Linked DNA regions of Mus musculus: regions 1, 2, 4, 5 and 6 are each linked to region 3. A link is a loop called in an ENCODE intact Hi-C map of the cell type or tissue named here. Cell type or tissue: left cerebral cortex. All regions are shown on one strand.

Region 1 (5,000 bases), 64 kb before region 3:
TTGAATTCACCATCCTCCTGTCTGGATTACAGGTGTCTGTGTGTGTGTGTGTGGGGGGGGGTGCATGCTAGTGTGTGCCACCATTTCTGGATCCTAGGCTGTTCCCAGATAGCCCATTTCTACCTCCCATTCCTCTGCCAGGGCTAGGGCACTTCTGATTTTCTAAAAGGGGTTCCTTGGCCTGGTTTTCCTAAGGGGTCTGACCACCCAAGCAGCTTGAAGCTCCTAACGATTCCAGGACCCCCACTTCACCCTGGGACAGGCACATGCCAGTCATGGTATCACCTGCTGTTGTCTCTCTGTCTGTCTTGGTTACTGTGTCTGAGACCACAGATTGGGTTTTTAAGCCTGAACATTGTCCCACACTTGTCTGCAAAGTTTTTTTTCCAAATATCAAATTAGAGTCTATTTTTAAAACATATCTCATTTTTTTTTTCTTATCGGCATTTAAAATGCCCAGCCCAGGGTACCAGCCAGGGAAGGAGACGTTAAATGAACAGAGGGATGAGAATTCAGAGCCGCTTTGCTGAGGCGCACGATTTCTCTTGCTTCAGGCACAGAATCTATGGGGTTTTGTTTTTGTTTCTTTAATTTTTCAGAGCTTTGCAAACACTCAGCTCATTCTACTTTTAAAATATTTTCACAATCCCCAGAAGGGTCCAAAAAGGCGTGCCCACTTGCAGCCATCCCTTAGCACTTGCCTGGAAGGCTTTCATACTCACTCAGCGTCAGTGTCTGGCTTTCTTAGCGGATACTTACCAACAAGGACCTCTGCTGAGAACCACTGATGGCAGCCATGAGCCAATGGGTGAATGGTGTCAGTGGCCGGAGACATGGCCCAGCCCTTAAGAGCCTGGAGATGACTTGAGTTCCATTCCCAGCATGCACGCTGGGTGGCTTACACTACCTGTAACTCCAGTTTCAGGGGACGTGACGCCCTATTCTGGATTCCACAGCTACCTGTCCTCACATATGCCCATACCCTCCCCTATAACTGAAAGAGAAATGTAAAGAACAGTTTTCGTGTCAGATAGAGAGGACTGAGGGAGTGTAGAGAAAGCATAAAGAAGCACTCTGACGGTTAGTTAGTTTGATTGATTGATTGATTGATTGATTGATATTTTTAAATTTATAAGGTTAGCTCACTCCCTCTTCCCTGGTATTCTTTTATAGTATTGATGCATACTCACAAGGGATAGATTCACAATTGACAACACTCATAGCTGCACACCGTCATGAGCTGAGGTGTGTGGGTACCACACGTGGACCTCCCCTGTGAGCCTCGTTGCCCAGGAGCTCAGGCTTGCCTGAGCCAGCTGCGGCTGCTGCGGTGGCAGCAGTGGTGGTGGCAGAGGGAAAACACCCTGCCACTCTGCCTGCCTTTCTCAGTACCTGGGTACTGAGTTCTCCCCGTTTCCCCAGCCAGGCCCCCTTTCCTCTTTGACCGTTCTCTCCGGTCCGCTCTCTAGGAACAGGCACCAACGCGTGTTACATGGAGGACATGAGCAACATCGACCTCGTGGAAGGGGACGAGGGAAGGATGTGTATCAACACGGAGTGGGGGGCCTTTGGGGACGATGGGGCTTTGGAGGACATCCGCACCGAGTTTGACAGAGAGCTGGACCTGGGCTCGCTCAACCCCGGGAAGCAGCTGTGAGTGCTCCTTTGCTAGCATCCGGGTATCAGCACCTGGCAGTCCCTGCTCACTCAGGCTCACTCTGTGCCCGGGAAGGTCAGTCCCCGCAGCGAGTCTGTCCCGCTAGATCCTAACCACAGTTCTCATGCAGTCCATAGTTCTGGGGTATGTGTGCGCGTCCAAGGCTCGCATCGATAAGGCTGCGAACCAAATGCCCTGCTTCTGCTGTCTTGGAGTGTGTAAAGAGTGGGCACAGAGGAAAGCCAGGCACAGAAAGCGCAGGAGTCTGCCTGGGGCTTCCTGTGTGTGCTTCCTGGGGCTTCCCAGCCACCCGACATCCTCAGAAGTCTCATCTCACAACAGCCTGTGTCTGATGTTCGGCCACGCCCCTGCGGAACAGCTGCCCTGGAGCCTGCTGCAGCTCTTTGCCTAGCGTACTGAGTTTCTTCCAGGCTCTCTGCACAGCTGGCTTTGCTATTCTTTCGACAGGCGCTGCCTTCCGCACCCTTTGCAGCTCATTGTGTTTGTCCTAACTGGGCCTGGACCCCGCACATAACCTCCTTCCCTGTAACTATGAGCTGTTACAAGCCAGGGCAGTGTTGGTCTATGGTTTCCATTTATCTCTGCTTCACTCAAAAGAATTTCCACTGAAATCGAGCCTGAATTTCATTTTCTTGCCTTCTGTGTCTTCAATGTTTAAGATAATTATTTTTGAAAAAAAAAAGGGCTTTTATTTGTGTGTATGCGTGTGTACACATGTGTACACGTGCATACATGGAGGTGCTCACAGAGGCCAGAAGATGGCATTGGACTGGCCCTCTCCCCAGAGCTGGAGTTACCAGTGTTTGTGACCTCTCTGATGTGGGTGCTGGGAACTGAATTCAGGTCCTTTGGAAGAGCAATAAATGCTCTTAACGGCTGAGCCATCTCTCCAGCCCCAATGGTCTAAGAGTCATTTTGGATTTGGTTTTGGTTTTGGTTTTTTATTGCAATGTGTAAGTCTGTTTAGAACAGATAGTTCTGGAAATTGTATCTTCCGATATTTGAAGACTAAAAATTATATTATTGTTCAGCCTAGGAAACAATTAGTCTGGTGTAGAGGCTCAGAGGTGAGGGCCATCTCCTGGGGTCTTCCATCCGTGTCATGGTGGGCCTTCTCTGGGGTCTCCGAGCTTCATGTCAGCCCTCCATTACTATAACAGATGCCTGAGCTAGTGGGCTTGAGGGTTTACCTGGCTCACATTTGGGAAGTTCCTCGCCTACATACTCCAAGAGGAAAAGCATGACATTTGGTTCACAGCCTTATGACCAACTGGCTTCATGGCTTTTGGGCCTGTGGCCATGTAACATGTTATGGTGGATGTATGTGGCAGAGGAAAATCATTTACCTCATGGTTGGGTGTGGCATAGAGAGAGGGCTGGGGTCCCACTTCCCTCTTCATGAATATGTCCCTAATGGTGGGTAGGCTTTTACGGGGCCTACCTCCTAAAGGTGCCACCACCTCCCAAATATAGGCCAAGAAGCAGGCCTTTGACAAAGGCCTTCAGTGGACACTCCAGACTGAAAACTTAGAATCAAGTTCTCTGAGACAGAACCTCAATGTGGAGGTTAGAAGCACCCAGGTCTTTGCTCTGGTGTCACATGGTGGTCGAGGGAGCTTAGAAAATACAAATCCGAAACACTGTGTTTCCTCATGACAGAAGTAGGAATGGCTCCTCCGCCCAATGGCGTTTGGTAGCTCATGCTGCTTAGCCTCGGGTGTCGCTTACACCGACCCGTTCATCCCATCACAGGTTCGAGAAGATGATCAGCGGGCTGTACATGGGGGAGCTGGTCAGGCTTATCTTGCTGAAGATGGCCAAAGTTGGTCTCCTGTTTGGGGGTGCAAAATCCTCTGCTCTCCATACAAAGGGCAAGATCGAAACACAGCACGTGGCTGCCATGGAGATGTAAGCTGCTGGGGTGTCCGTCCTCTTGCCTCTGTGGAGGGCTGGGTTGTCCCTCCTTCTTGACTCTGTGGAGGGTGGGGGTGTTTTACCTTGCCTCTGTGGAGGGCTGGGGTGTTTTGCCTTGCCTCTGTGGAGGGCTGGGGTGTTTGCCTTGCCTCTGTGGAGGGCTGGGGTGTCTCCTGCTGCCCTGACTGTGGAGGGCTGGGGTTGGTGGCCACAGTGCCGTGTACTTAGGTGATGGAGCAACAGTAGGGACCAGACCTTCCTCCCTCACAGGGAGTTTCAGTCCTGGGCTTGGCTTCAGACAAGCTAGAAGTCTCTGCTGTGGCTCAGTGTCACACCCTTGTGGGTCACTAACCAGGGACTGCACAAGTAGGTGTCAGAAAGCCACCTACTTGTCATGTTTTCCTGCCTTCTTCCTCCTTTGAATGGCACTAGTAATAATTTTGGGGTCACAGATCCCTTGGGGAATTTGAGTCAAGTCCTGGATACTTATCCCAAATTACACATTTGTGTATAGTTTTGCTGATGATATGGTTAGGCTGTTGTACCCTGTATGGTGCAGAGTCCCTGAGCCCTACTGTAGAAACTGAATCTTTTCCATTGGCTTCTGGAATGGCTGCCTTCAGATCTGCTGACTCGAGTCTTTACACCCAAAGCCCCACAATGGCATGATGAAGGAGCTTAGCTTTATCAGGCCAGGAACCTGCTCCTAGGCGTGGAACCCCTAGCCCTGCCCTGAGCTTTGCAGTCAGTCTAACATGCAGAGTCCATATCTACACAAGCTTGGCAGGGATGAACTGAGTGACAGGAGACCATGAGGTGCTTAAAAGCCTGGGCTCTAATATGTAACTGCCGGAGTCCAAACCGAGGTTTCAGGTCTGCGGAGCTTTGTGTGTGGAGAACAAGCCACTCACCCTCTGCCTCAGCCCTCTCACTTGCACCCTCTTCTAAGAGGTCCTTCCCTCGGGATTCTTTTTGTTTGTTTGTTTGTTTTTTTGTTTTTTTTGAGACAGGGTTTCTTTATAGCTCTGGCTGTCCTGGAACTCACTTTGTAGACCAGGCTGGCCTCGAACTCAGAATCCACCTGCCTCTGCTTCCTGAGTGCTGGGATTAAAGGCGTGTACCACCATGCCCGGCTCATTTATTTATTTTTTTTAAGATTTATTTATTTATTATATGTAAGTACACTGTAACTGTCCTCAGACACTCCAGAAGAGGGTGCCAGATCTCATTACGGATGGTTGTGAGCCACCATGTGGTTGTGGGATTTGAACTCAGGACCTTCGGAAGAGCAGTCAGTGCTCTTAACTGCTGAGCCATCTCTCCAGTCCCTCCCTCGGGATTCTTGTGGGGATCGGATGAGTTGACTTGCATGGCAGAGCCTTAGCAGGTACCTGCTGTGCGGTGGCAC
Region 2 (5,000 bases), 57 kb after region 3:
AGTCTTTACTATATACCCGATATAGCTGGCCTTGGGTTTCCCACCCATGGGTCACTGTGCTCTGCTGCTGGACAGAAGCAGAATCTGGAGGCCGAGGCCAGGGCTGGCCCAGCTTTGCCTATGCCACTTCCCTTTGGGTTCCAGAATCCAAAAAGAAGAGAAGCAGGTTCTTCCATTGTTTTCAATGACAAGAGCCATAGGTCCAAGCTGAATGGGGGCGCACGCACCTTTAATCCCAGCACTCGGGAGGCAGGCAGAGGCGGGCAGAGGCAGGCAGATCTCTGAGTTCAAAGTCAGAATGAGTTCCTGGGACAGCCACAGCTACACAGACCCTGTCTCAAAACAATAACAATAGCAACAATAACAACAAAAACAACCATACACCCACATTGCAAAGAGGGAGGGGAGGCTGTGATCATTTTTAGATTCATACATTGATACAAATTATGCATTTTTATATGAGGGTCACTAAAATGAAGGTACGGTTGTCAGGCTTTTAAGTGACAGTGAAGTTCATTGTGCCTAGTGGTTCCCTTCTGGGGCCACCATTCTGATGCCAGCCCAGCTTGTGACTCAGAGCCTAGACCGTGCTGTATACCACAGGAACCATTCATTTACAGTCATCTCCGTAATGCCGGAGGGGGCCGGTCTGGGGGGTTACTGGCCACTAAGATGCACGCAGCCGTTTGAGGCTTTTTCTCTGTGTTCTTCCCGGTGACAGAGCATGGTGACTTCCTGGCCTTGGATCTCGGAGGAACGAATTTCCGAGTCCTACTGGTAAAGATCCGTAGTGGGAAAAAGAGAACAGTGGAGATGCACAACAAGATCTACTCCATTCCCCTGGAAATCATGCAGGGCACCGGGGATGAGGTAAGGTGGGCCCGGCGCATGCAGGCCTGTGCAGGGTGAATCCCACACCTGGCCAATGATGGCACTGGTGGTCATGAGATAACCCGTGTCTGCCACATAACATTGTAGCTGTGCCCCTAAAGCATCAGACCCTTTGAGCCCGTGATACTCCAGTGACTGGGGAGTTCCTAAAGAAAACTGTTTATGTGTGTGTGTGTGTGTGTGTGTGTGTGTGTGTGTTTGTGTGTGTGTGTGTGTGTGTGTACATGCTAAAATTGTGAAACCAAAGAGAGCCCGGCTAGTCCATCCCTTTTCTCTTCCAGCTGTTTGATCACATTGTCTCCTGCATCTCCGACTTCCTGGACTACATGGGGATCAAAGGCCCCCGGATGCCTCTGGGCTTCACCTTCTCGTTTCCCTGCAAGCAGACGAGCCTAGATTGCGTGAGTGTCTTTCCTGTGGACCTGACAGTGTTGAGTTCCTTTGGCTAGGGTTTCCTTCGACCTCGCGGGTATCCCTGGATGTCTGGGACAGCCTTACATGTCTCATGGGTCCCTCTCTCCAGAATGTCCCTAAGACCTGTACTCTTGAGCCGTTGTTTGCTAGGTGGCAGCGGCAGTGCACACCTTTAATCCCAGCACTTGGGAGGCAGAGGCAGGCTGATTTCTGAGTTTGAAGCCAGCCTGGCCTACAGAGTGAGTTCTAGGACAGCCAGGGCTACACAGAGAAACTCTGTCTCAAGAAGCCGAAACAAACAAAAACACTGGAGCCATGACTTTTGAGAACCCCTGGGGCCTCCGGGCACAAAGAATAACTTTCAGTATAGAGCTTTGCACGCGTCTTAGGAGCTCGCCAGGTCTTTGCTTCTTTCGTTCCTCCTCAACCCCATTTTCCCTCCACTCCCTTATCCCAGGCCACCTTCCAACTTGCTCTGTAGCCACAGCCTTCTCTTCTGACACCACTGCGTCCTCCTCCACACCGGGGGTTTTTGTGTACTGGGGAGTGGCACCTAAAGCTTTGCCCATGCTAGGCAAGCACTCTGCCAGCTAGCTACATCCTCAAGCCCTTGGCAGCTTTCCTTGTGGCTGCTAGTACAGCAAGGTGCTGGATGCCTATAGGCCCTGGGGCAGTGCCCTGTTAGAACAGACCTGTAGTAAATGCTTGCTCAATCTATGGGATGAAAAGGGTCCCAGATGGGCGTGGCTCTCCCCCACTGCTGGAACTAAGGTGTGGGTACAGGTGGAAGGTTTCTGTTAGGGTTCAACACAGGACAAGTCTCACTCTGTAGCTGTGGCTCCTCCCACACTTTTCTTCCAACCCCTACCCTGAACCTCCTGGGGGCTGGGCTTCTGCTCCCCACCCCCCCTCGCCCTGATTTCTATATTTCTCAGTCCTTTTGGTTATACTAGGCTCCTTTTTTGGATGGTGACTCCTCTCTTGCTCTCCCTCCCTGTCTCTTTTCTTGGTCCTGCCTAAGTCAACTTGCCATGTTTAGCCTGGGCTCCTTCCTCTGCCTGCTTTCTCCCTGTGTCTACTATAAAAATCGTCTCCACACTTTCGGAGTAGGCATATATCCTTCTCCTCTTATTTCTTGTTTCTTTTTTTTTCCATCCATTTACAATCTCTGTCCTTAGGGGTTTCCTATGGCAGTGCCAGAGTCAGAGGCACGTACCAGCACTCTGCCACTGTGCGGGAAGGGCCAGGCCTGGGTGGGCATACTGTGTGCAGAGAGCGAGAAGGTGATGCTGAGTCACTGAGGGAGGAGCCAGCCTGTCTGGAAGATCTGCAGGCAGCCCTGCATGGCGCAAGTGGAGACACGGCCAGGGAGGGGCCCGAGGGGATGGTTTAAGGGCTGATTGGCAGCCCCGGGAGAGCTAAGTAAGGTGGTGTCAACAGAAAAGCTCCAACCTAAGGAGGTTGTCTACAGCCATGAAAACAGGGATTGAATAATTCCAGACAAGCAACATCAAAAGGAGGGAAGTGCATGCACACACACACACACACACACACACACACGCACACACACACACATATACATGGACACATAGACACGGCACACAGACACATACATCTAACATCAGTTGACTCTCTCTAAACATTTTTTTAAAGGCTGGGGCTTATGTTGCCCAGGCTGGGAATCTGTCACACAGATTCCTTGTGTGGCCAAGGATGGCCCATCATTTCTAATCCTCCTGCCTCTTCCTCCCATGGGTTGGGATTCTGAGTGCCTACTATCACACCTGATTTGTGCAGTGCTGGAGATCAAAGCCAGGGCTCTGTGTTCTCTGGGCAAACCCTCTACCAACTGAGCTACATCTCTGCTCCTAAACTCTTGTTTATTGCAGGTCTGATTTTTTTTTTATAAGATCTCATTATATAGCTCAGGCTAGCCTAAAACTTAACTTAAGTACCCCAGGCTGGTCTTGAACTAACAGATGATTTCTTGCTTCAGTCTCTCAAGTGCTGAGATTCCAGGTATGAAACAGATGCACACGCACACTTGTGGCATTTTCCCCCAGCAGTGTATAACTTCAGACCTGTGAAGCCTAAAGTCGGCCTATAAAGTAACACTGTTACTGAATTTTTGCATTCCTTTAAATAAGCCAACCTTATGTGCCTCCATTTCTCCATCTGTGAAGTGGGTTTAGAAAGCAGATGTCTGTGAAGATGGTGGGAGGGGCCAGCCCACAGGATTCCACTCTTGCTTTACAGCCTCTGTGGTTATTGCCCGGGAGGTAGGGTGTCACATTCTCCTGACTGAAAAGTGACCTGAAGGTTACTCACCTAAACTCTTTGGGTGCCTTTCCTGTTTTAGGGAATCTTGATCACGTGGACAAAGGGATTCAAAGCCACCGACTGTGTGGGTCACGATGTAGCCACTTTACTGAGGGATGCTGTAAAAAGGAGAGAGGTAACTTAATCCTTTTAAGATAATTTTTGCCTTGCGTGGGGCGGGGGAGGGTACAAAAATTAAGCTTGCTTTTTTTGTGAAGAATTGGAACACCACAGGAGCATGCGATTTGGAAGTGTCCCTGTCCCCACGCCCGCCCCAGTCACTGCCAGGCGGTCAAGTGACATTTGTCAGTTTTGTATCATTAAGGGATGGTAATATGGGCTGGTGAGCTGGCTTGACAGCCTGCCACCAAGCCCGAGGGCCTGAGTTTAGTTTCTAGGACCCATGTGGTGGAGTGAGAGAATCCTTTCCTGTGGTTTATCATTTGACCTACACACATGTGCTGTGTGTGTGTGTGTGTGTGTGTGTGTGTGTGTGTGTGCACATGTGAAAAGGATGGTACACCCAAAGAGAGGTAAAATCATGACTCATAGGGATGGAACAATGGAAAGTTCCTGAGGGCCCATACAGCCGGGAACTGCCAGGCATTTCAGAGTGCAAGCACCGTCGGGCATGGATGGCCCTGTTGGCTGGAATAGACTTATAGACAGTATTGCTACTCTGTGTCAAGTTATCGAACTCAGTCAGGAAACCAACCCTGCTTCCCAGAAGTGTCCAGTCCACAGCCTGGACTAGCCGGATTCAAGCCAGGCCCAGCTGACCCTTCCCTACATCCCTGTCCCCTTCTTTTCAAAGGAATTTGACCTGGATGTGGTGGCTGTGGTCAACGACACCGTGGGCACCATGATGACTTGTGCTTATGAAGAACCTTCTTGTGAGATTGGACTCATCGTGGGTAAGTACCGTAAAAGGGTCTCTTCTCCAGGAAGGGGATGTTGGCGTTCCCTCTGTGGTACAAACCCAACAGCTCAGTCTTTAGTGGGGGAATGGTTGATCTTGGGTACCATTTTTACCTCCTCTAGAATTCTGTATAAAGGCAGGCTACACCCCAGCATGCTACAAATCCGTTAGGATTGGACCGTCAGTCAGGAAGCTCTCTAGGAATGAGGCACAAAAAAAAGCTCATGTGTCCTGGGTAGATGGAGTGGGGTGCCTGGAACCAGACCATGCGCAAGAGCCTCAGAGCTGCAAACTCAAGGGCTAAAAAGGAAGTAGAGACCATCTCCACTCCTGACCATGTTTAACTTGGAAGGGCCACTGTGCTCCTGGGGACCATTCATCGTCTGTAGCCACTGTCTAAGTGACCCCAACCCTGTAGGTTGTCGTCTTGTGAGGTCTACACCTCAAGAGGATTAAA
Region 3 (5,000 bases):
CAGAGGTAGGCAAATCTCCATGAGTTCAAGGCCAGCCTGGTTTATATAGAGAGTTCCAGGCCTACCAGAGCTACATAGTAAGACCCTGTTTTAAAAACAAACAAATAATAATAATAATAAAAAAGACAAGAAACCTTTGTGAGGTGGTCTAGGGCTCAACTGAGAGAAGACACAACACTGCTGTAGTGTTGGCTCCAGGGAACTGCCTGATGGGAGCAGATAAGACCAGGCCTCCGGGAGACAGTCACCCATATCAGGGAGGCAGTCTTGACTCAGAGTTGCTTATCTGGCCCAGGCTGCCTGAGGTGGTGGGGTAGGATGGACAGAGTGCTGGCTAGGCATCAGAACTGGGGTTGAGTCCCGGCTCCAAATTCTACCGCAACCTGCCACTGGGCAAGATGGCCCACCAGCTGTGCATCCTACGCTGCCTTGCCTGTAGAGAAGAGCCCTGGTCCCCGTTTGCATGGACTCTGAGCACTGTCCGAGTGTGCCCTGTGGAGGTGCTGGGGCCTGGGAGGCCAGGGTGAGTGACTGAGGTCATGGGAGGCCAGCTTAGGCAGGAAGGCCAGACATGCCTTCCTGTGGTGAAGGGAACTTGGACAGGTATAGATGAACGGGGAAGGGTAGGCGAGCAAAGGGGTATGAGCGGTGCCACAGTGGAATGGACCTGTGCAGTCTGAGGAGAGAGGGAAATAGCCCTGTTGTGACCAGGGGCCAGGGAAGAGATACACTCAAAGAGTAGGGTCAGCTACAGGGCCAACATGTTTAAATCGGCTCCATCAGGGCCCAGAAGGGACTGCAGGCAGGGACATAACACAATTAAGGTTGCTTTTCAGGGAGAGTGCCGTGGCCTGCAGCTCAGAATGGCTTGGATGGCTGGTAGCCAACAACCAGAAAGCCACCTTAAATGTTCTTGTAATATTTCTAGCTAGACAGGCGAAAAACTGGGGTGGTAATGGTATTGGGAGCGGCAGTGAGTCTGACTTAGAGATGTGAATTAGGAAATAATGCTAAGCCTTAGTGCCTCTGTGTGTGTGTGTGTGTGTGTACTGAGTCACCTTGGTACAGGGGTTGGGGGAAGGGATAGCAGAGGTGCCTACCTGCCTATAAGTTTGGCCAGCTTTTTCCCAATTCTGGTTTGTTGGGTAAGGGTTGTATGGGGACAGATTATAGTGATAGCTGAAGGCTGAGTGAGGGGGCCGTGAGTCTAACACGGGGAGCAGAGAGATGGCCCATTCAACCTACAGAGCTCTGAGAAAACAAAACAACCCTCCATCCTCAAAGATGTCCCAGCCTTGAGAGCTGGCTGGCAGAACTACATTTGCAGAGTCGAATGCAGCTTAGAAGAACCATTTTGTCCTGACACTGGTGGCCATGTTGGTAGCGTTCGCCTGTGCATATGTGTGTGTGTGTGTGTTAGTTTGAGATTTATGTGGGCCTCAAATGCTAATCTTTTTGAGGGGAGATCCTATTAGGAAAATAATTTAAATACAACAGTTAGGCCCTCCCTGGGCCTGGAAATGGCGATATACAGGTTGCGCCCCCCCCCCCAAACTTTAACCTGTAGGCTCCCAAGTTCATTCTATGAGAGTACTTCCCACTTAATTTGTTAGACACAAGTGTTTATGCTCTTTCACAAAAATCATGGGGTGTAGACATCAGTAGTTACAGCTCCATCTTAGGGGTAAAGAAGTGACTGAGGACACATCTGCACCTGCCATTGGGCAGGGTGGGGATGTGTCCTGGATAGAGGTATCAGGTCTACCACCTCTTTCTCAGTGGGCAGTGGTGGCTGGAAGGGTCCTGGGGTACTTGAGGGGTGTTCCAGGCATGGGCTCCTAGCCCCCCAGGTGTGGGCTAGAAGTTAGCCTCTATAGTTCCCTCAGGACAGATGCTGCAGCCCTGGTCATGGGAACATGGCCTGCAAGGGAAGCTTAAGTAAGAGACACTGCATACAACGGCCAGGTCACCAGCACTGAAGCTAAGAAAACCCTGCCCGACTCCTGAGCAGCAACTGTAACGCATTGCCTCAGACTCCTCACCTGTAGAATCAGAGCCACTTCTGTATGTCAGAGTTCTTACTTGTCATAAGGTACAAATACGATTTCCCCTCAACCTGAGTCCTGAACAGTACCCCCAACCTCCCAGAACCCGGATGCCCAAGAGCTAGAGAAGGGTGGGAGGATCGGGACAGGCTGGGAATAGGCCAAAATTCCCACTCGGGGACCATGAGCTCTTACATGATGTCACAGGGGCAGGCGCTTTGGGTTTCGCTATGTGAACTCTGACAGGCTGTGGTGGGACTCCGAGCATCATCCTTAGATTTTGGATCCTCGATGGCAGGCAGGCACAGGGACCCAGTGCAAGATCTGTGAAGCCGCCTAGTTTCGGCTTCCGCTCTCTTTCCACGCCCACTTGTGTGCTTCCCCAACAGGGAGGATGGGAGGGGTGGGGGACGAGCCCTAATCTCCGAGGAAGGGGTGTGGCTCCGTTCGCGTTCTCCAGTTTGTGGTGTCCTGGATCTGTCCTCTGGTCCCCTCCAGATCGTGTCCCACACCCCACCCACTCTGGCTTGGCACTGTGCCACCACGCGTGACCGCGCGCTCCTTACGTGGGGAACGTGCAGGGTGATGCCTCCTTTCCGGCGCGGGAGGGAGCGGCCGTCATTCTCCTGCTCTGGCTGGGAAGCCCCAGCCATAGCGCGGCAGTGGCGCCTTGTAGCCAATGGGGACTGAGGAGGTGGGCCGGCTGGCGGTTGTCACCCTCCCGGGGACGGGAGCTCGGAGGTCTGGAGAGAGCAGGCAGACGCCCCGCCCAGGGACTGAGGGGGAGGAGCCAAGGGAGGAGGAGGTGGAGTCGCGGATCCGCCGCTGGAGGACCACTGCTCACCAGGGCTACTGAGGAGCCACTGGCCCCACACCTGCTTCTCCGCATCCCCCACCGTCAACATGATCGCCGCGCAACTACTGGCATATTACTTCACCGAGCTGAAGGATGACCAAGTCAAAAAGGTGAGCCCCGCCGGCGCCGCCCTGGCCACAGCCTTGCATTCCCGCATCCGCTCGCCACCGCCTGCATCCTCCCCCCGGCCTCTCCCGGCTAGACAGCATCTAGTTGGACTACAGGGTGCAGGCGACAGGCCTCATGCTGGGATTCACCCGGGCATTGTGGGCATGCGGGCGTGCTTGTGGTTTGAGGAGCTGGGCGGCCGGCTGAAGACCCCCCCCCTTCCTCCCACGGCTGGATTGCATACTGCAGTGTCCTTGAAAAGGACCATGGATGTCAGATGGGTACCCGCACGCAGTGCCGGGCTGAGACCTGTCTAGGTGGGGACCAGCTGGCCTGTCTATAGGCCTGTTTTGAAAGGTCCACGCGCGCCGTGGGCGGGGAAGGTGTGATCGCCGAGATAGGCTGGGGAGGTGAGTGAGCAGCTGGCGGGGGTGCTGGCTGGAAGCCAGGCATCCCATATTTGGGGTTCCCATTTGGAGAATACGATGCCCTCCTGAAACTGTCACTGGGCTCCCCCAGCTGTTGCAGCTGCTCCTTACTCTGAGGACGGGGTGACCCGCCTGGCTTTCCGGTGAGGGGAGGGGAGCAGAGGCCACCGGAAACTTTGCTCATAGGCCTCAGGTCGAGAACCGCACGTCTGAATGGAATTTTTTCTTCCTCTAAACCTGTAATTTCCAGGCAGTCTCAGCCTAGGAGCTCAAATAAGACACTTTAGTCACTTGAAGAGCTCGGAGGGGTTGGCATTCGTTCCTTGTGACTTGTGAGTTCTTGCACATGGACGCTGGGTCCTAGGGGTGATGTTCATCTAGTATAAAGTGCCGTCTGCTGGTGGGTCTTAAAGATGTACCTCACTTTTCTGCCACCATCAGTAAGACGGGATGTTTTTTTCCTGAGATAGACTAAGTTGGTTAGGAAAACACCTAGGACATTTTTATTTGTGCTATGGGTATGCCTTACCTACCCTAGGATAGGTTAATAGCATCATCACCCTGACAGACACTGGGACAAGAGGTACTATCTACAGGTGAGAGGCGGCAGTGACTAGGCTCTGTCCTTTCCTGGCCTGAGACTTCTCATCCTGCACCTTCAGAAGCAGTCTTACCGGGGACTGTGACCTCCTGAAGGTCACACAGCTGGTTAGAGGTGGAGTCTGGGCGGGGCTCTGACCCTCCTCCCACTCGAGAACTTGACCAAGACTCCCCCTGGGTGTCAGCTGAAGGGGAGGTGCTGAGAGACAAGACTGTTGGAGATGCAGCTCTTATCCTGAATAGGGACCAGGAATAGGGTGCTGAAGGGCTTCACTGTCAATCTCCCACCCCCACCCCCATCCCTGACCTGATGTCAGGGAGCTATGCATCAACACGTGTAATTGCTTGAGTTTCTTCCATGGCGGTGGACATGCTTATCCCATGGAAAGGGAAGATAGGAGGGCAGAGTGCACTTAGGATAGGCCTCCCGAATCAAGAGTCCACAGCTCTCCCACTCTAGATACCCTCTGTGGCTCAGGCGTGCAATGGTGGGTGGAGGCCCAATGACCTTGTAAACTAAGCCTCCAGCCTCACACCCACAGCCACCTGTGTGGCTGCCAGCTGCCTGGCTGCTCCCTGACACCGTGCTGGGTGGCCACCGGTGGCTGAGTTGGACTAAGGCGCTCCACTACAAGTGGCCTGATTCACCTCCGTCCCATTCCATCTCCCAGGCCCTGTGGGTATCTGAGCACCGATTCAAACGGTGCCTAACTAAAGCCCTCACTCTGAGATTGGGATATCCCCTCCCCCACCTCTATCCCAGAGCTTTGCTGGAGCAAGGTCTCTAAACTGAAACTTTCATTTCGTTCTGTGTAGGAGATCCTTAAAAACAAATGAGCTCTCAGCCTGACGGTGGGTGGTGGCTCAAGCCTTTAATCCCAGCTTTTGGGAGGCAGAGGTGGATCTCTGTGAGTTTAAGGTCAGCTTGGTCCACAGGGCAAATTCCAGGTCAGCCAGGAATAC
Region 4 (5,000 bases), 65 kb after region 3:
ACCACAGACTGTCGTGCACGCGTGTAGCAATACATTCCTCTGTTGTAAGAGCGTATAGCAACATAAATATAGCCCTGCACAGGCCAACAGGTTAGGCTTTAGGCAAAATGGTGGACACTTGAGGATTGCTGCAAGTTCAAGGCCAACCTAGTCAACATAGTAAGTACCCAGCCGGCTAGGGTTTGTTTTAAAGATCAACCAACCCACCCCTCTTTGTCGTTTACCTCAGATTTGCCATTTAAACGTAAGTACCCAGATACAATGGAAAAACCAAATGTTTTGTTTGTTTTCAAGAAATACACCCAGCTGGACGGTAGTGGTCCATGCCTTTAATCCCAGCATTTGGGGGCTGGGGGTGGGGGGGGAGCGGGGCAGAAGCAGGTGGATCTCTGTGAGTTTGAGTCCAGCTTAGTCTACAAATCAAGTTCCAGGACAGCCAAGGCTACACAGAGAAACCTTGTCTCAAAAACAATCAACAAAAACAACAAAAAACAACCAAAACTCTATAGGGCTGGAGAGATGGCTCAGTGGTTATGAGCGTTGGCTGCTCTTCCAGAGGACCAGAGTTCAATTCCCAGCAACCTCATGGCAGCTCACAACTGTCTGTAACTCAAATTCCAGTGAATCCAACCTGCTTACCCAGACATAGCGCAAACACCAAATGTACATTTTAAAGGTCGGGGAGGGAGGGAGGGAGGGAGAGAGGGAGGGAGGGAGAGAGAGAGAGAGAGAGAGAGAGAGAGAGAGAGAGAGAGAGAGAGAGAGAGAGAGAGATTGAGTAATGGTGGTGCACACCTTTAATCCCAGCACTCGGGAGGCAGAGGCAGGTAGATCTCTGAATTTTCGGCCAGCCTGGTCTACAGAGTGAATTCCAGGACAGCTAAAGCTATACAGAGAAGCCCTATCTCATAAACCAAACATAAATATATGTATGCATATATGCACACATATATAATGTATGTGTATGTATGTATGTATGTATGTATGTATGTATGTATGTATACCTCACCCATATACACACTGGTGAGGGCTGGGGATGTAGTTCAGTTGATAGAATGCAAGTAACTCAGTCCCTTTTTGCCAAGGATCAAGGATCATTGTGGAAGACGGGGCAGATGGTTATAAGAGCCAGAGGTGGTTGGCTAGTCTAAAAAAAAAGGATCTTTGCACACATGACAGGGCAGTTGCACACATGAAATCGGAGGCTCTGACTGCAGGCAGATCCTGTGCAAGATCAAGGCAGACAAGATCCCAGCATAGTCGAGGGGCAGGAGGGTCACGATCCCACCACTAGCTGAGGAGCTATTGGCCGGCACTGCACCTGATGGCTGCTGGGGGGACGAGAGTCAGGGTTTCAGTTTTCTCTGGAGATGGGGACCCTGAGAAAACCTCCCTGTGCTCCAGTACCGGGTCCTAGCCCACATGCAGGCAGCATCAGCTGTGCTCAGTGGGCGTGTTTAGATGGCACCACAGAGAGTTGAGAGGGAAAAAGTGATAGAGGATGGGGGAGGGACTGGAAGAGAGGGGGTATACTTAATCCAAATCTGTGTGTGTATGACAACTAATTTAAAAATTGTAAGCAACCCTTGCCCTGCGCATCAGAGCTCCCGGTGTGAAGCCCCCCTACCCCACCATGTGTTCATCTCCCCGTATGAAGCCCCCCAGATATGAAGGGTGTGAGGACCCTTCCTGAGTGCGAAGCCTCTCCCCCAGTGTGAACCCCAGGTGTGAAGCCCCTGGTGCCAGCCCCATCATTTCCTTCTGTCCCCATGTTTTAGGGACTGGCAGCAATGCCTGCTACATGGAGGAGATGAAAAACGTGGAGATGGTGGAGGGGAACCAGGGCCAGATGTGCATCAATATGGAATGGGGTGCCTTTGGTGACAACGGCTGTCTGGACGACATCAGAACAGACTTCGACAAAGTGGTGGACGAATATTCTCTAAACAGTGGGAAACAAAGGTAATCAGCCTGTTGGGTGCCCGTGAGTGGGTTGGCTGGATTCTATGGCTGCACAGGGGCTTGGAAGCCCATCCCTTTGTTATAAGTGGGTTTTTGATTCCTGGTATGGGGTAGGATTATTCCTAGAAGTGACTGTGACAGTGGACATGCTGCCTAGTTTGCCCTTTGGGGACTGAAGGAGTTTAGCCATGCCTCAAAGGTCTCTTACCTTTGAGGACTTCAGTGGGTGAGGTAGACTCTCTTCTCACTACAAGATCCTGCGCCCCCTTGTGGCTGCTCAAAGTTTTGCAACTCAGGTCATGTTGGTTCTGAAAGAACAGTAGCCACTTAGCAATGAGGTGACCGTTCCAGTCTTCCAGTACGGTTCTTATTCATTGGCATAGCCTGGACGAGATGATCTGAGTTATGTCCTTTGGAAAATAAATTGGCTTCAGTTTAATCTTGAAAGTGTTGGGGCTCACCAGACTTGCCCCATGCTGTTAACCACAAAACCATCAAAAGCCAACCAACCAACCAACCAACCAACCAAAACCATCAATATATGAATACAAAAACCAAAGAACTTTCTCTCTGTCCATTTAAGACTCCACTGAGATATTTTTTGCTTAGTCTGGAACTGCTGAGGGCGTTGTACTGTGCTGGGCTGGGGTCTAGGCAAGGCACTCGTTCCCCGTCTTCTCAGGACCAGGAGTCACTGTGGTGGTGGCAAGAGAGAGAGAGAGAGAAGGGAGCCTTGTGTGTGCTCTGTAGAAGGGTGAGGTGAGAGAGAGCCTGGGCCTGGAAGAGTGACAGTCTGGGGTGACCCTCTCTGGGGTGTGGCTCATGGCTGAGAGCGGAGTGGAATGGACCAGGCAAAGACAACCAACGAGGCCACCTAGCACGGCTTTCTGTGACTGCAGGGGGCATCAGTGTGGGGAGGGTAGAGGGCTTCTTAGCCCCTGTCAGCATGCTCGGGGAGGCACAGGACAGGTATGTGACCGAGATCATACCCTTGGCTGGCCGTCATAGGTCCGGAGTGGCTGTTGGTCCCAGGGCGAGTGGTCCTTCTGCTCAGTGCCCTCCCTTCCTCTCCACTCAGGTTTGAGAAGATGATCAGTGGAATGTACCTGGGTGAGATCGTCCGTAACATCCTGATTGACTTCACCAAGAAAGGCTTCCTCTTCCGGGGACAGATCTCTGAGCCACTCAAGACCCGAGGCATCTTCGAGACCAAGTTTCTCTCTCAGATCGAGAGGTGAGCAGGGAGGGGAGGAGTTTCTGAGCACCATTTTGCTTTCGGCGAACTCCAAACTCGTGTCGAGAGTACTTCACTTCGCAGAGTATTTTTGAGGCTCATCCACTTTGGGTCCTCCCTTTTTAGGGCTGAGTAATATTCCATTGGATGGACCTATCACGTTTTGTTTTCCCGCATCTGCTACTGTCTGGCAGCTTGGGTGGTTCCCTTAAATGACTCTCTGAACATGGGGGGGGGGGTTGGGGAGTAAACATCTGTTTGGTCCCTGCTGTCGTGTCTCTTATGTATATACTCACAAGTGGACTGGCTGGGACCTGTGGTAATTCCCTTTTCAGTTTCCTGAGGAACCACCATATTGTTTTCCCAAACGGCCACTCCCATTTGCCATCCCCAGCATCCTCACGTAAGCTGCCAGTTTCTAACAGCTTAATGGCAAAGACAGAACAAACCAGAGCTCCATAGGTTCTGTAAGGCCTTTTAAAGATTGGTATTGGGGGGGGGGCGACAAATAGTACACTGAGAAAAACATTTGCTTTGCGTGTGACAAGAGGCAGAAGCATGGTGGGGGCTGGGGACGCAGATCCCAACAGTTCCGACCCCGTGAGCCTCCCTACCCTCGACTGTGCTTCCAAGAATGCCTAAGTTTTCCATTTCCTCCTCTTGGGCATGATGAAAGCTTGACGTAAGGGTTACAGGCCAGAGGATCTGGAGTTATAGGCCCAACTCATCTACGTGGTGAATTTGGGGCTAGCCTTGGCTATTTGAGATCTTGTAGTGACTTCGTACATGCAGTGTGTGTACAATTGCACACACACAAGTCTTTGAGAAAGGCTAGCCAGTCTTATCTCAGCTCTTTCAATTTACTAGGAGAAGGGAAAGTCCTGGGGTACACTAGGTCGCTCATATGACCCTTAAGGGAACAAACGTCATCTTGGCTGACGTAGAATAATGCAAATTAAGCCAAGGTGTGGTGACAAAGGGCATTAAAAAATTACTTCGTGTGTGTGTGTGTGTGTGTGTGTGTGTGTGTGTGTGTGACATGTGTCAGTCAGAGGTTTCCTTTCTCCTGGCTAAGAGAGAAGGCCGATCCCTCGGCTAGCCTCTCCTCTTGCTGTAGGGGTGCTTCTGGCATCAGATTTAGTTCATTGGACTTTCATAACCAGTGCTGTCCCCACTGAGCCACCTCCCAGCCCTGCTGTTGTCCTTAGGAAATTATAGTTTCAAAGTGATCTCTTCTAGCTGGGCGGCGAGGTGAGGCGGGAAGCCGGTGAGCCTCTAGGTCACCTTGGACAGCCCTCTCTCTCCAACAGAAGAGGAAGAAGAGGGGGAGAAAAGAATGTAATGGCATTCCCTGGGGTCACTGGGATTAGGAAAAGTTTTAAAATTTTTCAGCTTTAATTTCTGTAGTCTAGCATGTGGTACACGCCTCTAATCCCAGCACTCTGGAGGCAGAAGCAGGCAGATCAATGAGATCCAGGCCAGCCTGGACTACAGAGTAAGTTCCAGGACAGCCAGGGCTACACAGAGGAACCCTGTCATAAAAAACACCACCACCACCACCAAAAACCAAAACAGTCTTCAGTCTTCCTAATGCTGCAACCCTTTAATACAGTCCCTCATGTTGTGGTGACCCCCCCAACCATAAAATTATTTTCATTGCTCCCTCAAAACTGTAATTTTGCTACTGTTATGAATCATAGGGTAAATACCTGTGTTTACTGATGGTTTTAAGTGACACCCATGGAAGGGTCATTAGACTTCCAAGGAGTCACAATCCACGGGGTTAAGAATCACTGGTTTAGAC
Region 5 (5,000 bases), 70 kb before region 3:
GAAACAAAATTCTGGCTGGGTCTATAAATGATTGACACCTTAGCTGGGGGGGGGGGGGGGATGGCGTGTCCAGGAATGCAGAGTTCCAGGCCTTTCCACTGACTCAGCTGCCAGGTTCTCAGAGAGGTACGTGTGTGTGTGTGTGTGTGTGTGTGTGTGTGTGTGTGTGTGTGTGTGTGTGACAGTTTGCACAGCACTGTTCTGGCCAGCTAAGCATCAGCTTTTAACTCTTGGATTGCCAGAACAGAGAAACTCCGGAGCATAGCCCGGGTGTGTTTGTTGTGTAAAGACTGAGATGGAAGCACACAGATCTCATGGAAATCCTACAGCAGGGACCTCTGTGTGCTCAGCTTTGGGGGAACTGGGCCTGGGAACCTCCTCCCCGTGTCCTCCGCGTTTGCTGTCTGCTAGAGATGTTTCTTGGGCATCACCTCTCGTGGCTCACTAACAGCAATAGACTGTCCAGCTGCCCCTCAATGTACAGGAGACTGAGGTTGCCATGGTGTGACATCAGACCCTGCTACTGGGGTTTGCAGGCATGGGATTTCTCATGCCTGGCCTATGAGACCACCCTGCAGGCACAGATAGTTCTTTATAAACACGTCTAGTGTTAGGAGGTGAACTTCCCATACATGTGACAGACACCAAAGGCACTGGTGAGGGTCCTGCATAGGTGTCATGGCGTGTGGTGCCTCCCCCACACATGCATCATTCTGTGTCTCTTTTTGTAGCATCCTTCTTGGGCTTTTGGATGCAGGACCATCTGCTCCTGGTGGAGAGACTGTGCGCCCTTACCCCTAAATTAAGCAACCATGTGGTCCCTGCTGCCCACTGGGGCTTGTGGGAGGCTGGCTTCTCTTCGCTGCGCCTCTCTCTCCCCCCCCCTCTCTCTCATGCCCTTATGTGAGTTTTCCCAGTGGTTGGTGCAACAGCTTTCTTCCTAGACAGCATCTGGGTATAGTCTCTGCTCTTAAGGCTCATTCTCAGAGCCCAGCCCCACCCCGCCCCGTCCTGCTCACAAAATGGGGTCACATGTGCCTTTTCCCAATGAGCTTGCTCATTCTCTCCAGCATGACCGAGTGGAGCAGAATCAGGCAGACTTGGGCTCACATCCCAGCTCTGCCAGCTCCTGTGTAGAGCAGACTGAAGACCATATCCCCAACCCTCAGGCTAGTGGGCTGGTGACACTAATCCGCAGGGGGTTGGGACCTTGGACAGCGCTTGCTGTATGTCAGGCTTTTTACCATACCTAGGAGAATCTCCACAGAATGGTGACTATTTTCATTTCTCATAGAAAACGGGGAATTCCTTTCCCTGGATCTCGGAGGATCCAAGTTTCGGGTCTTGAAGGTGCAAGTCTCCCAAGAGGGCCAGCAAAATGTTCAGATGGAGAGCCAGTTCTACCCAATGCCCAATGAAATCACCCGTGGGAATGGCACGGAGGTACTGGCAGGAGGGGAAGACCTGGGTACCAGCCACGAGAGGCGGCACCTAAGCCTTGTGCCTGTGTTCTCTCTGGCAGCTTTTTGACTACGTAGCCGACTGCCTGGCAGATTTCATGAAGACCAAAAATCTGACACATAAGAAGCTGCCTCTGGGCTTCACCTTTTCTTTTCCCTGCAGACAGAATAAGTTGGAGGAGGTAAGGCAAGGGATGGGGGAGGGAGAGGGGCGGGAGCAGGTGCATTCATGCATGAAATTCTGGTCTGTCGGTCTTTCTGCTTTCTGCTAATGTGAGACAGAACGGGGTGATGTGGGCCCTTGGTTTCTGTGCTTAACGGAACATACAGAGCATGAAAGGATGGATGGGCACTTTAGGTGGTTCTCATGAAGGCTTACTGGGCCCTAAGTGCACATCTCAAGGTTGCCCAGAGATGCAGTGCTGGCCTCAGAGTCACAGATATCCCCTGCCTCTGCCTCCTGGCACCTAAAGGCCATTTCATTTCCTCTGTCGATTGTTGCCTGAGCCTATGAAGGCAGAAGTGACCTGCAGTGGCCTCACGGTGGCAGTGTGGCACAAAACCCAACTGTGGCTCTGACCATGGGTCTAAGTTGTGCGATGTGTCCGATTGGAGCTCCTGGAGTATGTTCCTGTGTGTTCCTTCATTCATAACTTAGGGGACTAGAAGAGGGGTGTCTGGGGAGTTTGTGGGCTTGGACTTAGCTGCTCCTGACCGGGTGGATGGACTTGGGCAAGTCTGTTAATCTTCACGTTCTCTTCTCATCTGGAACAAAAGCCTGTAATTCCTTGTGAATTCAGACGAGAAATGCCATTTGTAAGAAATGATCGTTCATTCAACCTGAGAACCATTTATCCAAGTTGAAATTAAGTTCTCCAGGAAGTCCCTATAAGGTAGCACCGAGCTAGTTCTGGGGGACCTACAACTTGTGCATTCTATACACCCCGAAGTACCCTACCCCAGGGTGTGAACGGAGGGGACAGAGGGGTCATTCTCTCATCAGTTCCCTGTGCAGCTGGAGGTGGGGCAGGGGGAGTGTGCAAGTGTGCGTGTGGGTTCTATTATACGAATCAAAAGCTCTTGGCTCCCGTGTGCTGTGAGTCAGAGTTCTGTCTCTTCAGCATTTGTGCTTCTGGTGACTGAGATAAAATATGTAAAGAAAGGGGAGGTATTTCTGTCCCTAATTTATTCACCCAAGGCAACATTAAAAAATTTTTCTTTGCAAAAGATGGAATCAACCCAAATGTCTCCCAGCGGATGAGCAGATTAAGAAAGGGCACCTCTGTACAGTGGAATATTACTCAGCCATCAAAAGGAAGCCATTCTGTCATTTGTGGGAATGTGTGGGAATATTAAACTCAGTGAAATAACTCAGGCACAGGGAACAAGTTACACGTCTCTCATTTTGTTGTTGTTGGTTTTGTTTTGCTTTCTCAAGACAGGGTTTCTCTGTGTTGTAGCCCTGGCTATCCTGGAATTCACTCTGTAGACCAGGCTGGCTCACAGACACCCACCTGCCTCTGCCTCATGAGTCTTAACTTGTTTTGGAAATCTAGATAAGTCTCATTTAAAAAAAATCCCATAGCTGTGTGTAGTGTTTGTGCGGGTTGATTGGATTATGCACTGAACCTGCCTAGCATACCCCTTAAATTATTATGTATCAATTAGAAACAAAATCAAACCCCAAAGAATCAGAGTGATTGAACAGAGAGAGGAGAGCCCGTGGGGCTCAGAGCCAGGGCTGTCTGCCTGCCGCGGCATAGCCTGAACACCTCCAGGCACTGACCAAAAGCACCCTCACAGGGTGTTCTGCTTTCGTGGACCAAGAAGTTCAAGGCCCGGGGAGTTCAGGACACAGACGTGGTGAACCGCCTGGCCACTGCCATGAAGAAGCACAAGGTAAGGGGTTCACCTTGGTGTGAGGCCTCCTAGTCCTCTACCCTTGGGCTTGGGGGGTCCTTGTAGTGCATCCCCCTGGAAGGAGAACTTGGCGGGGTCCCCTTTGTAGTGAAGAGGAGCGCTGGCCTTCTGGAGAACCACAAGAGGCAGGCAACCTTTTATGCCTGGGTCCCCAGGCACCACAACCTGCCCTTGTTGGAAGGTTGGACTTGAGCTGTGGCTGTGTTTAAGCCCCGCCTTGCCTCCTCTTTAGGCTGGGGTGTAGTGGTGAAGTCACATGCACATGCTTTGGGGACAAGTCCTAGTTACCAGCCAGCCAACCAACCAACCAGCCAACCAACGAACACACAGGTCCCAAAGAACCAAAGAACACTGTTCATAGCTCTCTACTTAGCTTTCTACGCTTGCTTTTTTGAGAATATTTTACAATCATTTTTATAGCAGCAAAAGTAAGAGAGAAAGAGAGAGAGAAAATCTCAACCCCTTAAAAGCTGAACTGCTTGTTGCATGATAGGAAGAGGAGCTATTCTTACCGTTCTTAGCCGAGCTGGTGAATGAGCCTCTAGGAAAGGGGCTGGTGTACCACGTGGAGCTATGATCCCCTAACCCCAAAGGAAGACTTTGATGTGTCACCTTCCAATCCTTTCTTCTCACCTTAAAGCAGTCAGTCCTTCAGGTCTGAGGGAACTGTGATGGCAGCGTCCGGACAGAATAACCCACGTAGAAGAGACAGGTTTTAGTTGAGATGGGTTTTGCCATGCTTGCTGCCTGGCAGGGCCCCGTGACCCAGGACTGACATGTTTTCTCTTAGAAATAACCATCATTTCCATGACAGATCTGTTTTCCATTATCTCCCCCCCCCCCCGGGGGTAGATGCCAGGGCTGCCCGTATAGTCCCCTTCACAGCAGTCATTCCCTCAGCGCAGAAGCACAAGCTTCCCCTCCTACCCTGGGCTTTGAACCTTCACAAAATCTGTTTCTTGCAGGCAGTGTTTAGCGTGTTCACTGTTTGGGGGTGGGGTAGAGAGAATATGACTTCCCTCCACTGATACCCTTGAGGCCTTCTGTTCACCAGGACCTGGACGTGGACATCCTGGCTTTGGTTAACGACACTGTGGGGACCATGATGACTTGTGCTTATGATGATCCCAACTGTGAAGTCGGCGTTATCATCGGTAACTCAGTGGACTTGGGGTGGGGGGCAGTGAGATTGGGGCTGAGTTTGAGTAAAATATATATAAATATGAAGGGTGCTGCCATTTTTCTGCAGAGCAACACGGGGAGATGCGAAGCCTGCATCTATATCATCCTCCCTCCTTCCATCCTCCCTTCCTCTCTCTGTCTATCCATCCTCCCTCCCTCCATCCTCCCTTCCTCTCTCTATCCATCCTCCTTCCCTCTGTCCACTCATCCTCCCTCCCTCTATTCTCCTTCACTCTATCTCTCCTCCCTTCTTCCATTCTCCTTCCTTCCCTCTGTCTATCCATCCTCCCTCCCTCCCTCCCTCCACTCTCCCTCCCTCCCTCCCTCCACTCTCCCTCCCTCCCTCCCTCCTTCAATGAATTCATCTTCCCTTTCTCCCTCCCTCCTCCCTCCCTCTGTCCATCCATTCTCCCTCCATCTTCCTTCTCTCCTGTTGTA
Region 6 (5,000 bases), 150 kb before region 3:
TCCACAAAGGAAAAAAGAAACCCAGGTTAAAAAAGGTGTGTGTGTGTGTGTGTGTGTGTATGTGTGAGCCTAGAGCAAATCATCAAAGAAATTTAGGAAGACTGCAGGGTACACAGTCAATACAGGAAAGTTACACACATCACAACGAAGAACTGAAAAATGAAAAACTTAGTTTTATTTACAATAGTGTTAAAAAATACAGGCACTTAGAGATAAATTTAATAAAAATGTATAACACTGGAAATTAGAAACACTGGTGAAGAACACTAAAAAAAGGTAAAAATTAGAAAAATGCACAGTGCTCATGAATGGAAGACCCAGTATTGTTTTTATTTTACCTCCTTGAGTCTTTCTTTGGGTGCATGGAGGTTTTGCAGACCTTCTGTACAAAACCTGCATATGTGATGCTCATGGAGACCAGAAGAGGGCATCAGATCCCCCTGGTAAGGAGCCACTATTTGGATGCTGGGAATCAAATCTCATGCTTCTGAAGGGGTAGCCAGCAAGTGCTCTTGACTTAGCTCAGCCATCTCTCTAGCCCCAATCGATAGATTTTTGACAAGCATACCACACCACAGCAGTTTACAGGGGAAAGTATTTTGAGCAAATGGTGCTAGAACCAACAAACACAGTTAACCTTTCAGATCTTAGACTATGCGCAATTGTTTCTCTCTTTTGTTTCCTTGTAACAAGGTCTCACACTGTAGCCCAGGTCATTCAGGGGACTAACTGTGTAATCTCCAGGGGTCTTTTAATTCATGGCGATTCTTCTACTTCTTCTGTCTCCGGAGAGCTGGGATTACAGCTATGAACCTCTATACCTGACTTATCCTTCTTTATAGAGTGGGTGATGCTCCTTCATCCAAGCCATCTGCATCACAGGGTTTTAATCAATAGTATTTTGAGATCTAAACTCCCTTCTCTGTCCCCATACTATTTTACCCGTCTGTAAATATGACAGGTAATCTCCAATATTGGGAAGGCTGAAGGAGGACAGATGTGTTTCTTGACAGCCTGGGCTACATAGCATATTCCAGAGGAGCCTGGGACACCTAGTGAGACCCTGTCTCAACAATAAATATACACACAAACATCCATTCGTTCCAAAGCTCCCTGGCATAGCAATCTTTAAGATTTGTTTTCAGATAATATCATTTTAGGCAGATTTCTCCTGCATGCATGAAGGAAGTGCAGTGTTCCATCTGCAGCAATGCATAAAACCACCAGTGACTCCTGCAATTACAGCATTGGGAAGGCACTTTGGAGGTGCTCACTCTCCACTTGAGGCTAGCCTAGTCTACATGAGTACATGAGAACCCCTGTCTTACAAACAAAAGACTCATTTCCAGTATTTGAATTCTGTCGCGATTGGAGACCGAAGCCTCATTTTAACCTTTAAATATTTTAGACTTACAACTTGACACTCTACTCCCCAAGTTGAGTTTCGTTATGATAGGGCTGATGACACCCCTCCGCCCATAAATCTGAATGAAAGGTTCAGTTCCTAAGCCTTCGTAGTATTTCATCTATCCTCAGGTTTTCTGGGCCTCCACTACAATGACTGACTGGATCAGAGTGTTGGAGAGCTGCGTTTTGCACGCTTGCGAAACTTTTAGGAAGGGCTGTTGCCGGGGAGGGGGGGTAAGGAGGGCGGAACCGATTTGAGAGTACTGCCTCTCCGGCTTGGAAGGCTGCGTCACGAGCTATCCGTGGACTGCAAAGGATGTGCTTTAAAGATTAGCTTTTCTCCCTAACCGTCTCTTCGGAGGCCAACAATTCTCGGGGCTGAGGCGGGAAACAGATCAGGCGCAAAGGTCGGAACTGCAGCAAGCCCGCAAAGACACGCCTCCCGCACAAACCCTCGAGTCCCCCAAGTTTCCCTAGGGAAAAGGAAATGGGCGTGCCGGAGGGAGGAGTTTGACAGCGCACGGCTCGTCACGTGACAACTAGCTCTAGGGTTGCTGGACTGAGAAGACAGATCTTTGACTCCTCCCACCAGACGTCACCCACCCAGACCACGCCCTCAACCGAAAGGCGGGGCGGAGGAGCCCCGCCTCGAAACGGCCTTCCTGAAGGGCGGGGCCTCTAGCAGGGCGGGGCCTCTAGCGGGGCGGGGTGGGGGGGGGAGGGAGAAGAGGAAAAGGAGTGGTCACGTGCGGCTGATGGCCTACGGTCACGTGACGGGCGGCGGGGCGCAGGCACCCAGGCTGGGAGTTCTTCTGAGGGAAAGCCGAGTGGAGTGGGCGACCCGGCGGCGGTGACAATGGTGAGTGCGCGGCGGCCTGCCTGCGAGGTCGTCTCCCGCGGGGCCGTGGGGCGCGCGGCGGGACTCCCAACGGCGGGCGCGGCGCCGAGCCTGCAGGGAAGGGGCGCGGAGCGGTGAGGCCTGACGGCTGCCCGCTCCCGGCCAGGCCTGAGCACCTGCGGCCGGCGGCACTGTCCCGGCCATGTCGGAGCCTCTGCCCGCCTTCCTCGACCGGCTGTGGGGACCCTGGCTGGGCACCCGCAGCCCGCCCAGCCGGAGCTCGGCAGCCTCGCCTTCCAAGGTAGCCGAGGACAGTCAGTGCCCTCTCTCCCAGTTCCGGACTCTGGCGAGACCTGCTCACCTTCCTCGTCCCGAGCTCGATAGAGTCCGCTTATTTTCTTTAAGCTGGTTGTGGAGACATTCTGCGATTTCTTGATTCGGGTGGAGGCTTTTGGCACTTGTAGAATAGGAGGGGAAGGGAGGGGAGACAAGAGGGTGTCGGAGCCGAGACCCCTCATTTATATCTCCAGACGCCGATTTAAGCACTTGGTTTCACTTCCTTCCCTAAGCGATTTCTATAACTTAGCACTTTGGGATGTTGCAGTGTCTTGGGAGCCCAGGCAGGGATGAAAATCAGAGCACTTAACCACACTTAATGGAAAGCACCGTTGGGCGCGCTAGTGTTTAACTACGCGCCCGCGGTCTATAGATTAGAGCTCCTTTGGCTCGTGTTATTTAGCATATACTCCATGAGAGCCCACTGTGCGCTCCCCTTATACTACCCGCTCTTCCCAAGCTCGCCACTTTTAATAAACTGCTTGAAACTTCTCGTCTCAAGCCAGCCAGCCAGGTCTATTTTTAAAACGTTGCTTTGATTAAATAACTTTGAGTCAGAAATTATTTGCTTTCTCTAGGGTTTGGGGGGTGGGGGAGAAGTTCATTCAGGGAGCGTTTTCTTAAACAGTATTTTGGGTGAGTCCAGGGACAGATAAACAAGGCAAACTGCTTGCTTCCTTGCAGCTTACAGACTCTGGAGAGTTAAGCATTTGTTTAGATAAATTAGTTTAAGGTGGAAATTACAACTGCTGTAAATAACTAAGAAGGAATTAGTAGGCTGTTAGGGAGTCCTCCTTTCACTGTTTATAATTTGAAAAGAAAGCTTAAATTGCTCTCTTCTTGGTTACTTAGTTGAATTAGTCCTTCTAGTTAAGTTTTTTTTTTTTTTTTTTTTTTTTTGGTTTTTCGAGACAGGGTTTCTCTGTATAGCCCTGGCTGTCCTGGAGCTCACTTTGTAGACCAGGCTGGCCTCGAACTCAGAAATACGCCTGCCTCTGCCTCCCGAGTGCTGGGATTAAAGGCGTGCGCCACCACGCCCGGCCCTTCTAGTTAAGTTTAAGAGCAATTTTTTTTTTTATTTTTAAGGTATTTGTCAAACGAAATTGTAAAGCTTTAAAGCCTTTGTATGGGCACACATGTATGTATGAGAATTTGCTGTTTCATTGTGTGTGGGCTCAAGTGAATACATTGTGGAAGCTTTGGTTCCTCTGAGCTCTGTTCAGTTTTTTTCTTACTGAAATTTTTTTCCTATATATTTTGATTATGTTTTTCCTTTCCTTCAAGTTCTGTTTCTTTACATCAAGCAGACTTAATAAATTTCCTTAAATGGTGCCCACAGAGTTTGTTACATTTTTATGTATCCACGTGTAGTTTTGCTAGATGGTAATGCTAAACAATGTATGTCTTGGCACCTTGTGCTTGTTGGAGGGCCTCAAGAAAGCCTCAGCACTCCTGGTACTGTAGTTAAAGTCAGTTGTGAGCTGCTATTTGGATGCTGGGAATCTGAACCTGGGTCCTCTGGAAGAGCAGCCAGTGCTCCTAACCATTGAGCCAGCCCTGTTATTGAAAAATATTGCAGAACTGTGTTTTCTTGTGTGTTTTGGCAGCTTTAGTGGCAATTTAATTTTGTTAAAATAGTATTTGTGACTTTAAATGTTAAATTTCAAATTGGAAAAGACCTTTCGGTGTGTTACATAGAGAATATATGTAGAAAAAAGTTGCCATATATCATTTTACATGTAAAACATCTTTCATAGCTGGGCGTGGTGGCACACGCCTTTGATCCCAGCACTTGGGAGACAGAGGCCAGCGGATTTCTGAGTTCGAGGCCAGCCTGGTCTACAGAGTGAGTTCCAGGACAGCCAGGGCTATACAGAGAAACACAGTCTCAAAAAAAAACCCACAAAAACAAAAAAAATACCATTGCAGAAAGAAAATTGCTGTTGGTGACTTTGGAGCATGTTAAATGTACTAGTTTCTAGTTAGTTGTTTGAATTTGTCCCTTTTGTGGGGGCTGGAGAGATGGCTCAGCAGTAAGAGCACTGGCTGCTCTCCTTGAGAGAACCTGGATTCAGTTCCCAGCACTCACACAATGGCTCACAGAATCTGAGCTCACAGGATCTGTTGCAAAAATCTGATATCCTCTTTTGACCCCTACAGGGACCTGCTACACACATAGCAAACAAATATACACTCAGGTAAAACATTAATACAATAAAAGATACACATAAATAAAAAAAGGATTTATGCAGGCTGATGAGATGGGGGTTCAGCGGTTAAGAATATTGACTGTTCTTCCCAAGGTCCTGAATTCAATTCTCGGCACCCATGTGATCACAACCATCTATAAAGGGACCTGATGCCCTCTTCTGGCATGCAGACAGAGAACACATACATTAAAAAGAAATGCATAAATTTT

What was found. Peaks named below come from ENCODE experiments on the same cell type or tissue, not always from the same donor. Only the 100,000 strongest peaks of a DNase experiment are listed, where the experiment ranks them.
Region 1: a loop joins it to region 3, with 2.8 times the contacts of the local background. A loop is called at or near these places in 7 of 42 quality-filtered maps.
Region 2: a loop joins it to region 3, with 2.0 times the contacts of the local background. A loop is called at or near these places in 10 of 42 quality-filtered maps.
Region 4: it touches region 3 in a loop (2.1-fold over the local background); 9 of 42 quality-filtered maps call a loop at or near these places.
Region 5: a loop joins it to region 3, with 4 times the contacts of the local background. A loop is called at or near these places in 8 of 42 quality-filtered maps.
Region 6: it touches region 3 in a loop (13-fold over the local background); 3 of 42 quality-filtered maps call a loop at or near these places.

The regions. Positions count from the first base shown.
Region 1 is chr10:62,402,078-62,407,077 of GRCm38, reverse strand. Hkdc1 (hexokinase domain containing 1) reads left to right here. Exons shown (of 18, transcript NM_145419.1): 7 at 1,470-1,653; 8 at 3,431-3,586. Among named protein-coding and RNA genes, the nearest start is that of Hkdc1, 18 kb to the left of the region's middle. In left cerebral cortex, no CTCF peak of the experiment used is centred here; a DNase peak (open chromatin) is centred at 2,018.
Region 2 is chr10:62,280,571-62,285,570 of GRCm38, reverse strand. Hk1 (hexokinase 1) reads left to right here. Exons shown (of 18, transcript NM_001146100.1): 11 at 722-870; 12 at 1,173-1,292; 13 at 3,665-3,760; 14 at 4,439-4,538. Among named protein-coding and RNA genes, the nearest start is that of Tacr2, 31 kb to the right of the region's middle. In left cerebral cortex, no CTCF peak of the experiment used is centred here; DNase peaks (open chromatin) are centred at 1,966 and 2,634; H3K27ac peaks cover 346 bases.
Region 3 is chr10:62,338,024-62,343,023 of GRCm38, reverse strand. Hk1 (hexokinase 1) reads left to right here and starts at 2,603. Exons shown (of 18, transcript NM_001146100.1): 1 at 2,603-3,011. The coding sequence starts at 2,949. Hk1os (hexokinase 1, opposite strand) reads right to left here and starts at 2,790. Exons shown (of 3, transcript NR_168630.1): 1 at 2,612-2,790. In left cerebral cortex, a CTCF peak has its summit at 2,734; DNase peaks (open chromatin) are centred at 2,692, 3,411 and 4,111; H3K4me3 peaks cover 3,275 bases; H3K27ac peaks cover 2,951 bases.
Region 4 is chr10:62,272,643-62,277,642 of GRCm38, reverse strand. Hk1 (hexokinase 1) reads left to right here. Exons shown (of 18, transcript NM_001146100.1): 15 at 1,779-1,962; 16 at 3,041-3,196. Among named protein-coding and RNA genes, the nearest start is that of Tacr2, 23 kb to the right of the region's middle. In left cerebral cortex, a CTCF peak has its summit at 2,224 (motif pointing left); DNase peaks (open chromatin) are centred at 1,316 and 2,237.
Region 5 is chr10:62,408,149-62,413,148 of GRCm38, reverse strand. It overlaps Hkdc1 (hexokinase domain containing 1), which reads left to right. Exons shown (of 18, transcript NM_145419.1): 3 at 1,295-1,443; 4 at 1,523-1,642; 5 at 3,264-3,359; 6 at 4,435-4,534. Among named protein-coding and RNA genes, the nearest start is that of Hkdc1, 12 kb to the left of the region's middle. In left cerebral cortex, a CTCF peak has its summit at 1,987 (motif pointing right); DNase peaks (open chromatin) are centred at 1,055, 1,446, 2,013, 2,571 and 2 more places; H3K4me3 peaks cover 1,161 bases; H3K27ac peaks cover 1,466 bases.
Region 6 is chr10:62,483,924-62,488,923 of GRCm38, reverse strand. It overlaps Vps26a (VPS26 retromer complex component A), which reads left to right and starts at 2,119. Exons shown (of 9, transcript NM_133672.3): 1 at 2,119-2,266. The coding sequence starts at 2,264. In left cerebral cortex, a CTCF peak has its summit at 422 (motif pointing right); DNase peaks (open chromatin) are centred at 439, 2,023 and 2,761; H3K4me3 peaks cover 2,345 bases; H3K27ac peaks cover 1,099 bases.